Regions from separate parts of the Homo sapiens genome. Here region 2 is linked to region 1. Evidence: read pairs that join two places in POLR2A ChIA-PET (ENCODE). Cell type or tissue: MCF 10A. All regions are shown on one strand.

Region 1 (5,000 bases):
GCACCTTGTGCTACTGCACTCCACCCTGGGTGACAGAGCAAGAACCTGTTTCAAAATAATGATAAAAATAAAATAAAATCTCTTTTGTTTAACAAAAATATTTTTTGCCCCAATTTTAGTCCAAATTCTGTGAGGTGGAGGTGCTCAAGCCTGTCTATATCCCACCCCAGCTAGTCTTTCTGCCTCGTCTTTCTTTGCTCTGCCCTCTATACTCTAAGCATACCCTGCACTTCTGCATGGTGTTTGATTACACTCCTTTCTCTGCTCCCTGTACCCCTACCCTGCCTGACTTAAAAACCTGGCCCCTAGTCCTCCACTTTAAGTGAGTCTGAATGCTTCATAGACACATAACCAGGAATCAGGACCGCACATAGGCAAAATAAACTTTTTGCTGCAACACAAAACAGACAGAATGAATTGCATTTTCCTCTGGGCTATTGTAGCATGTAGGAATACTCCTATTGCAACTCTAAGAACATCTTGATGTTGTTTGTGCACCTGTCTATCTTCAACAATAGTGGATGTAGGCTTATTTAACCAGGGCAATTTATATCTCATGATTCATCTCATTCATCTTTAGTGTGCAAGCAGACAGCACATTAATGACCAAACATATCTTTTTTTTTTGAGATGGAGTATTGCTCTGTCACTCAGGCTACAGTGCAGTGGCGCAATCTCAGCTCACTGCATCCTCCGCCTGCCAGGTTCAAGTGATTCTCCTGCCTCAGCCTCCTGAGTAGCTGGGATTACAGGCGCACGCCACCACGCCCAGCTAATTTTTATATTTTTAGTAGAGACGGGGTTTCACCATGTTGGTCAGGCTGGTCTCGAACTCCTGACCTCGTGATCTGCTCACCTCAGCATCCAAAGTGCTGGGATTACAGGAGTGAGCCACCACGCCCAGGCTTTTTTTTTTTTTAGACAGAGATTGAGGTCTCATTCTGTCACCCAGGCTGGAGTGCAGTGGCACGATCTCGGCTCACAGCAACCTCCACTTCCTGGGTTCAAGCAATTATGCTGCCAGTGACAGGGCCCCTCTGTACATCTTCATGAACCAAGGGGGATGAAAGGCAGCTGCTTAAGGATCCCGTGTTTGGAGAACTCCGACCTGAGAATTTGGGCTTAGGTGCCTCTTCAACTCTTGTTTGTTGCCTTGAACTAGGGGTGCTTTCAGTTTAAGGGGCACCTCTGGATTTGGGAGGAGTCAATGTGGCACCTAAGTAGATGCAAAGAGATTTTCTTCTAATTTCAAGGAAAAGTAAGGAAATCTTACTTATTTAACAGGATAGAAAAAGGGATAGGGAGTCAAAGGGTGAGGAATAAGGGCACTACGTTTATGGACCATTAATCATGCATCAGGCACTGTGCTAGATTCTTCCCCTACATTTATTCATAATGCTAACCTTCCTGTGAGGTCAATACTGTATCATATTATCTCTATATTAAAAAAGAAGAGACAGATTCACAAAGTGAAAGTAATTTGCCCATGGTCACCAGCTAGTAATGGCAGTGCCAGGATTAAATATAAGCCTGTCTTCATCCAAAATCCATGTTCATCCACAAAACCTAACTAGTACTGTTGTTAGTTCTGGTTGAAGACAGGGCATTTGGCAGAACACATTGGCCAGAATGCAGGAGAAGGAACCCCTGACAAGGTCACAGAAGACTTAAGGAAATGATTCGTACTGAAGGTTACACTCTAACAAACCTTTTTCTTTTCCTCTCCCTCCCCTTCTCCTTTCCCCTCTCCTTCCCTTCCCTCCCCGTCCTTTTCCTTCTTTTCCATCTTCTTTGTTTTCTTCCTCCTTTTTCTTCTTTTTTGCCTGCTAAAACAACTCTTGGCTGGGCCCAATGGCTCACACCTGTAATCCTAGCACTTTGGGAGGCTGAGGCCAGCGGATCACTTGAGCCCAGGAGTTCGAGACCAGCCTGGGCAACATGGTAAAAGCCTGTCTCTACTAAAAATAGAAATACATGCTGAGTGTGGTGGTGTGCACCTGTAGTCCCAGCTACTCAGGAGGCCGAGGTGGGAGGATCACCTGAGCTCGGGAGGTGGAGGAGGCAGTGAGCCAAGATCATGCCACTGTACTCCAGCCTGGGTGACAGAGTGAATTTAATTTCACTCTGTGAAATTAAGGAGGTGACAGAATAAATTTAACTTATTCGTTAATTTTTAAAAACCAAACAACTCTTATTAAATTTTTGCCATCTATGAAAATTTTGGGCTGGGTGTGGTGGCTTATGCCTGTAATCCTAGCACTTTGGGAGGTCAAGGCAAGAGGATTGCTTGAGCCCAAGAGTTCAAGACCAGCCTGGGCAACACAGTGGGACCTTCAAAAAATACAAAAATTAGCCAGGCGTGGTGGTGTGTGCCTATAATCCTAGCTACTTGGCCAAGGTGGGAAGATGGCTCGAGTGTGGAAGGTTGAGGCTGCAGCGAGCCATGATCACACCACTGCAGTCCAGCCTGGGTGACAGAGCGAGACCCTGTCTCAAAAAAAAAAAAAATAAAAATAAAAATTTTGTATGATTGTTTTATGAAATAGAGATGATGTTCACCAATGTGCTTAAAAATAAATTATTCTGACAGTAGCACCAGAAGTTGTTTTGGAGATGATTGTCTGACTTCCTTCAGTACTTAGATGCCGATTCATCATGTTTTTGCTTATCATCTCCTTACAATTAATTACAAGTGAATTGTAGCCATAATTATCATGAAAAAAGTTCTACACAGTTATTAGTCCTGATTTTATTAAATTGAACTTTTTTTTTTTTTTTTTTGAGATAGGGTCTTGTTCTGTTACCCAAGCTAGAATGTAGTGGTCCCAACATGGCTCACTGCAGCCTCGACCTCCTGGGCTCAAGTGATCCTCCCACCTTGGCCTCTCAAAGTGCTGAGATGACAGTGATGCAGGATTTTTCTTGGTCACTTTGCCAGCCAGGGACCTCCATGGCCAGTGTCATCCCCACCTGGGCCTGTTGGCCCCAGGCCTGCCACAGGAGTTGCCCCGTCCACTTGGCCAGCTGGGCCACACCTGGCTTGCACACTGGCCCAGATCCTGTGCTGGCTGCAGGATCCGCGCTCATCCCACAGCTATGCTGGGCATGCCCCAACCCGCCTGTGTTGCAGCTCGTATCCACATTTGGCAATCCCTGAGTTCTTGTCCTGCATCCAGGAAGAATGAGGTTATGCTGACAGTGGAAGTGTGAGGAGGGTGGAGAAGAATTTTATTGAGTGACAGAACAGCTCTTAGTGGAGAGGAGATGACAGGGTGATCCCCCACCCAAAGTCAGATGGTCTCCCTCCCAGTATGGCTGGTTGCAGGGCTTTTATGGGCTCAGAACGGGGAGTGTGTGCTGATAGGTTTGTGAGTATGCAAAAAGGCTAAAACAAAGGCACCACTCAAAGGTGGGCATGACAGTGTAAAAAACCAATTAGGGAAGGTAAGTATATGTAAAATAGGTGAAGGGTGGGAATCAATCAGAGGAAAGCATACCAAACAGGAAGAGAGGCTCTCAATCCAGTCCATGGATTTACCCAGGACTCGTAGCTTGACTTTCAGGCTTTAAAACTGTCTTTGGTTTGAAGGTTGGGTTTCACCAGGGACCTGCCCCTGTCTGCCTAGGCATTTGTCTGCCTCCTGCCACTATCGATGCTCCACATTCAGCATTTTAAAGTTAGTAACAATATTGGGAGAAATGATTTGCTGCAGAGAACAACGTAACTAACAGTTAGCCCTTACTATGTGCTAGTCACTGTACCAACTGCTTTATGCTTAGTAACTCACTTAATCCTCGCAATGACCCTATAAAGCAGTATACTACTATTATTCTCATTCTACAGAAGAGGAAATTGAGGCACAAAGAGGTAAGTAACCTCACACAGATAGTAAGTGGCCAATCTAATTTTCAAATCCATTTTCTTTCTTTCTTAAGATACAAGAGAAATAATCATTTTTGAACTTTAAGAGAGAAGGAAAGAAGTCAACAACACAAACCTTAGCTTCTGACTAATAATAATAGCCAGTATGAGGGGAAGCAGGGAAAAAGTACATTAACAAAATAATAATAATAACCAACATATACCACTTACCGTTCTGAGCATTTTACATGCATATTTAATCTTCACATTGGTCCTACTCTTATTCCTATTTTGCAGATGAGGAAACTGAGGCACAAAGAGGTTAAATAACTTACATTAGTTACACAACTAGTGAGTTAGAGTTAAGACAACAAAGGAAAATAATAAAAATATAAAAGTAGAGGCATTTTGGCTGAGCACAGTGGTTCTCGCCTAAAATCCCAGCACTTTGGGAGGCCGAGGCAGGTGGATCACCTGAGGTCAGGAGTTCAAGACAAGCCTGGCCAGTGTGGTGAAACCCTGTCTCCACTAAAAAATACAAATATTAGCCAGGGATGGTGGCACATACCTGTAGTCTCAGCTACGTGGGAGGCTGAGGCAGGAGAATTGCTTGAACCTGGGAGGCCGCAGTTACAGTGAGCCAAGATCGCGCCATTGCATTCCAGCCTAGGCAACAGAGCAAGACTTCGTCTCAAGAAGAAAAAAAAAAAGAGTAGAGGCATTTTAAAACTTCAGAGTGGGCCAGACGCGGTGGCTCATGCCTATAATCCCAGCACTTTGGGAGGCCGAGTGGGCAGATCGCCTGAGGTCAGAAGTTCAAGACCGGCCTGGCCAACATAGTGAAACCCCATTCCTACTAAACCCCATTTCTACTTTAGCCGGGCGTGGTGGTGCATGCCTGTAATCCCAGCTACTCAGGAGGCTGAGGTGGGAGAATTGCTTGAATCCAGGAGGCAGAGGTTGCAGTGAGCCGAGATCGCGCCTTTACACTCCAGCCTGGGCGACAAGAGCAAGACTCTGTCTCAAAAAAATAAAAAACTTCAGGGTGATTGGGGTCTCTCCACAGTTGAAAACAATATTAGGCAAATTTTTGTCAACAATATGAGCCAAAATTTTGTCATCATATCTCACTCAAAAG
Region 2 (5,000 bases), 50 kb before region 1:
TCTCTGGTAAGTCCTTTCCTCTTATGTTAGACATTTGAGTGCTTTTGTTTGTAGGAGGAGGGAGAAAAGATTTTGGAAATGAGACCAACTTATGGCCTCCCAGACTTGCAGAGGTCAACTCCAGCTGCACGTCAGGGTCACCTGCAGAGCTTTGTAAATGAACACTTTTTTCTTAGGTATATACTGTAAACATCCCACTTAAAAACATGCCTCATTCTGTTAAATCCATGTTTTTTTGTGCGTTTTTTTTTTTTTTTTGAGACAGGGTCTCACTGTGTTGCCCAGGCTGGAGAGCAGTGGCGTGATCTTGGCTCACCGCAACCTCCATCTCCCAGGTTCAAGCAATTCTCCTGCCACAGCCTCCTGAGTAGCTGGGATTACAGGCACGCACCATCACGCCCAGCTAATTTTTTGTATTTTTAGTAGAGACGGGGTTTCACCATGTTGGCCAAGCTGGTTTTGAACTCCTGACTTCAAGTGATCTGCCGGCCTCGGCCTCCCAAAGTGCTGGGATTACAGGCGTGAGCCACCGCGCCTGGCCCCCTCATGTGTATTAATAATATGATACGAGCTGGGTGTAGTGGTACACACCTGTAATCCCAGCTACTCAAGAGGCTGAGGCACAAGAATTGTTTGAACCCAGGAGGCAGAGGTTGTGGTGAGCCAAGATCGCACCACTGCACTCCAGCCTCGGTGACAGAGCGAGACCCTGTCTCAATAATAATAATAATAATAATAATAATAATAATATGACACGCACACAAAGGAAGGGGAAGTAGAGATGAGGGATGGTAAATAGAGCCTCACAAAGCTGTAAGCAAAGCCTGCCATTCATTTTTCTGCCTTCTTCCTTCTCTTTCTGCCTAGGACCCCCAATTTCTAGCAGTGCCACTCTCCAGCCCCAGAGAGTTTATTAGTGTTTCTTCCTCAATGAATCTAATGTGTCCTTTGCACACCTTAGTCTCTGGGGCCTAAGGTATGGTCTGCCTTTCCCAGTAATGACAGTGGTCTTCAGGAGCCAGCATCCCAGCCTAAGTGGCTTAATGATAGAAGTTCAATTCCAGATGAAGGTAGCACCTGGTAGGACTTGGGGGACATTTGTGAGCTTTTACTGTCTCCAAGGTTGCTTCTTAAGTTATTCCTGCCTAGGCAATTGACTGCTCTGCCTACACACATCCTAGTTGGCAATTTAACTTAATATTTTTCAAAGATTAGGGTTTTTTTTTTTTTGAGATGGGGTCTTGCTCTGTTACCCAGGCTGGAATGTAGTGGTGTGATCGTATCATCACTGCAGCCTCAAATTCCTGAGCTCAAGTGATCTTCCTGCCTCAGCCTCTCGAGTAGCTGGGACTACAGGCATCAGCCACTGTGCCTGGCTAATTTTTAAGTTTTTTGTAGAGACAAGGTCTCACTATGTTGCCCAGGCTGGCCAAGTATCAAATTTTGAGAGAGAAAGAACAGAATCAGTCAGTGCCTATTTCTGAATCCCTATTATATGCAAGGGGCCATGTGCACTGAAGGCTAAAAAAGACATCTAAGAAACCAACACAGAACCTGTCCTCAAATTTGTTTTTAATATATTTGTAGAGAAGAACCTGAAAAGTTATGGGACAGCATAAGCAGAATGTACCATGCATTAAATATAGGCCAAATGTGTACATCAATCTTGAAGGCAGGAAAGGAGGCTGCTGGAGAGGCCAAGAAAAGCCTCAAAGAGGAAGTAGAATGCGATCTGGTCTTCAAGGTTGGGAAAAAGTTGGCTCAGCAGAGAAAAGCACATTCCAGACTGAAGGAACAGCATAGACAGAAGGGCAAGAGAGGAAAAGCACAAAACCTGTGCAGAGGCTAGTGGGTGGGCTAGGCCAGCTAAGATGGGGTGAGGGTGGGGCTTGGAACACTGTCTCACAGTACACATCAGAGTGTGTCTCACAGTACACATTTATATATATATATATATAAATTTATATATGTATATATAAATAAATTTATATATAAAAATTCACTGTTGTGTATGCCTTGGATTTTAGGCATCTGAGACACCAAGGTGGGGAATGGCTGAAATGACCCAAGAGGGGACTGACAAGGGAGGTGATCCCCCATATATGAAAGGGTGTGACAGAGGGGATGGAGGGGAGAGAATAAAGATGAGACACTCCAGGAAGGAGGCGTCCACAGGACCTGTGGTTGGTTGATGGGAGCCAGGCATCCTGCCTCTGCACTTTTCCTACTTGCTAGCACAGCAGTGCATCCTAGAACACAATGAAGAAACACATGTGAGCTCCTAATCTTCCTAGGGAGCTTGTCATTCCTTGAACCAGCCCGTCCCCAGGAACATCACTCTGGGGGGCTGGGGTCCCTCAGAGGGTGGGAAGGTATGCTGGCTGCCTGGGGACTGCAGTGGGAAGGACACAGCTGACTCATCAGGAAGATGCTGACCCATTCTCTCCTGTGCTTGGTCTCCAAGTACAACCTCCTTAACCTCACAGCGTTGGACTGGTCCCTGCTGAGCAAGAAGGAGTGTCTGAGCTACGGCGGGCGCCTGCTTGGGAATTCCTGCAAGTTTATCCCAGACCTGGCGCTCATGTCCTTCATCCTTTTCTTTGGGACATACTCCATGACCCTGACCCTGAAGAAGTTCAAATTCAGCCGCTATTTTCCTACCAAGGTAAGCTCACCCTGCAGTTAGGAGGGGACCTGCAGTCAGACAGCTGCTGAGTCCCCCAGAGAGGGTTCTGGTCCACCGACAGGATGGACTCCATGCGAGCACTGGCCCACTGGGGTTTTTCAAGTTAAGTCAGAGAGAACTGTGTTCCCTTGTTGGCTGGTCCCCTTGACAACACTTGGTATTGTCAGGCTTTTATCTTTAGTCTTTGTCTATAGTAGTATCTCATTGTGTTTTTTAAATTTTTCATTTCCCTGATGACTAATGAAGTTGAAAATACAGCTATTCCTGTGTTTATTGGCCACATGCCCAATTGCCTTTCTTTTTGGAAGTGTCTGTTGAAATCTCTTGCACATTTTGGGTTGTCTGCCTTTCTGATTTGCAAGAGTTTGTTATATATTCTGGGTAGAAATGTTTTTGTGATTATATGTGTTGCAAAATCTTCTCCCACTCTGTGACTGTTTTTTTCTTTTTACATCCTTAATGGCATCTTTTGATTAACAGAAATTCTTAGTTTTATTGTAATTGAATATATCAAACTTTCCTCAAGGCAAATATTGGACAGCAGATATTCTTGTATGTTACCTTCTAAAAGCTTCATTGTTTTTCCTTTCATGTTAGATCTACAATCCATCAGAATTGATTCTGATGTGTACTGTGAGACAGTGTTTCTTTGTGATTTTATATAGTCAATTGTTCCAGTATTTTTTAAAGACTATTCTTTCTCCATTGCTTTGCAATACTTCCTTTGCCATATATCAAATATTCCTATATGACAGGGTCTGTTTCTGGGTTCTTTATTCTGTTTCACTAGTTTATTTATATATCAGTATCACAGTCTTCATTTCTGTAGCTTATAAGTCTTTATATCTTTGTCTCCCAAGCTCTCCCCTTTTGTCCTTTTTATATAATATTTTCTTGGCCCTTTGCATTTCCACATGAATTTTAGAATCATCTTAAATTTCACCAAAATGAAAACTTGTTGGAATTTTGATGGGATTATCTTTGCCTCTGTTTGGGAAGAATTAACGTCTTTCAAATTTTGAGTTTTTCTGATTTATGAATACAGTATACTTCATTTATTTTGGTCTTCTTTCTCTCCATAATGTTTTATACATTTTGATCTTTAAGTCTTGAACATTTTTTGTTAGAGTTATTCCTAGGTACTTGATTTTTTTATACCGTCGTAAATGCTAACTGCTATGTTATTATTATTTTATTATTATTATTATTTTTGAGACAGAGTCTCACTCTGTCACCCAGGTGGGAGTGAAATGGCATGATCTCGGCTCACTGCAACCTCCGCCTCCCGGGTTCAAGTGATTCTCCTGCCTCAGCCTCCCAAATAGCTGGGACTACAGGCGCCTGCCACCACACCCGGCTAATTTTTGTAATTTTAGTTGAGACGGGGTTTCACCATGCTGGCCAGGCTGGTCTTGAACTCCTTACCTCAGGTGATCCCCCCACCTCAGCCTCCCAAAGTGCTGGGATTACAGGTGTGAGCCACCGCACCCAGCCCTAACTGCTGTTTTAAATTTTATTTTCTACCTGTTTGTGGCTGGAATAAAAGATTTATGAAAACAGCACTTGCATACATAAGCAGTAACTGTGCCGTGGGGTGGGGGGTACTCGGAAGAATTTAAGCAACTCTTTCCCACCGTAAACTCCATTAGCAGTCTCCTAAAGCCATCTTAACTAAGTATTACAGCTGCTACTGCTACTAATCATAATGATAAAATCTTTGAAATAAATAGTTGAATTTTTCCCAGATTTTCTAAAGACTAAATAAAAGGTGCTTTAGGAAGCTTCACAGTATATAAACTGAGTAAAAAAATAGTTTGCTTACAACACAAATGCACCATCAAGACAAGTTCTCTTCCTTCCTGCCCACTTCCAGTCCAGAGCACATCCCTCAATCTCCTCTTATGTAAAAATTCTCAAGCAGTCACTGTATCTGAGAGTATCTATCTGTTGCCTACAGGATGAAAAGTAATTCATGTGGCATGAAATTCTTGTGCCAACAACATTTTTTCCGTCACATTACTTAAAAATTGCTCAGTTGGGCCAGGCACAGTGGCTCACGCCTGTAATCCCAGCACTTTGGGAGGCCCAGGCAGGCGGATCACGAAGGCAGGAGATCGAGACCATCCTGGCTAACATGGTGAATCCCCGTCTCTACTAAAAATACAAAAAATTGGCCGGGCGTTGTGGTGGGCGCCTGTAGTCCCAGCTACTTGGGAGGCTGAGGCAGGAGAATGGCATGAACCCGGGAGGCAGAGCTTGCCGTGAGCAAAGATTGCGCCACTGCACTCCAGCCTGGGCGACAGAGAGAGACTCT

What was found. ChIA-PET counts read pairs that join two places held together with the same protein. Peaks named below come from ENCODE experiments on the same cell type or tissue, not always from the same donor. Only the 100,000 strongest peaks of a DNase experiment are listed, where the experiment ranks them.
Region 2: POLR2A ChIA-PET joins it to region 1 with 5 read pairs; 8 of 35 experiments call an interaction of 5 or more read pairs at or near these places.

What each region holds. Positions count from the first base shown.
Region 1 is chr2:74,186,551-74,191,550 of GRCh38, reverse strand. No RefSeq gene overlaps it. Among named protein-coding and RNA genes, the nearest start is that of MTHFD2, 9.6 kb to the left of the region's middle. RefSeq lists enhancers at 2,516-3,188, 3,189-3,862. In MCF 10A, no CTCF peak of the experiment used is centred here; a DNase peak (open chromatin) is centred at 3,120.
Region 2 is chr2:74,237,000-74,241,999 of GRCh38, reverse strand. It overlaps SLC4A5 (solute carrier family 4 member 5), which reads left to right. Exons shown (of 31, transcript NM_133478.3): 20 at 1-6; 21 at 2,465-2,665. Among named protein-coding and RNA genes, the nearest start is that of MTHFD2, 41 kb to the right of the region's middle. In MCF 10A, no CTCF peak of the experiment used is centred here; a DNase peak (open chromatin) is centred at 2,969.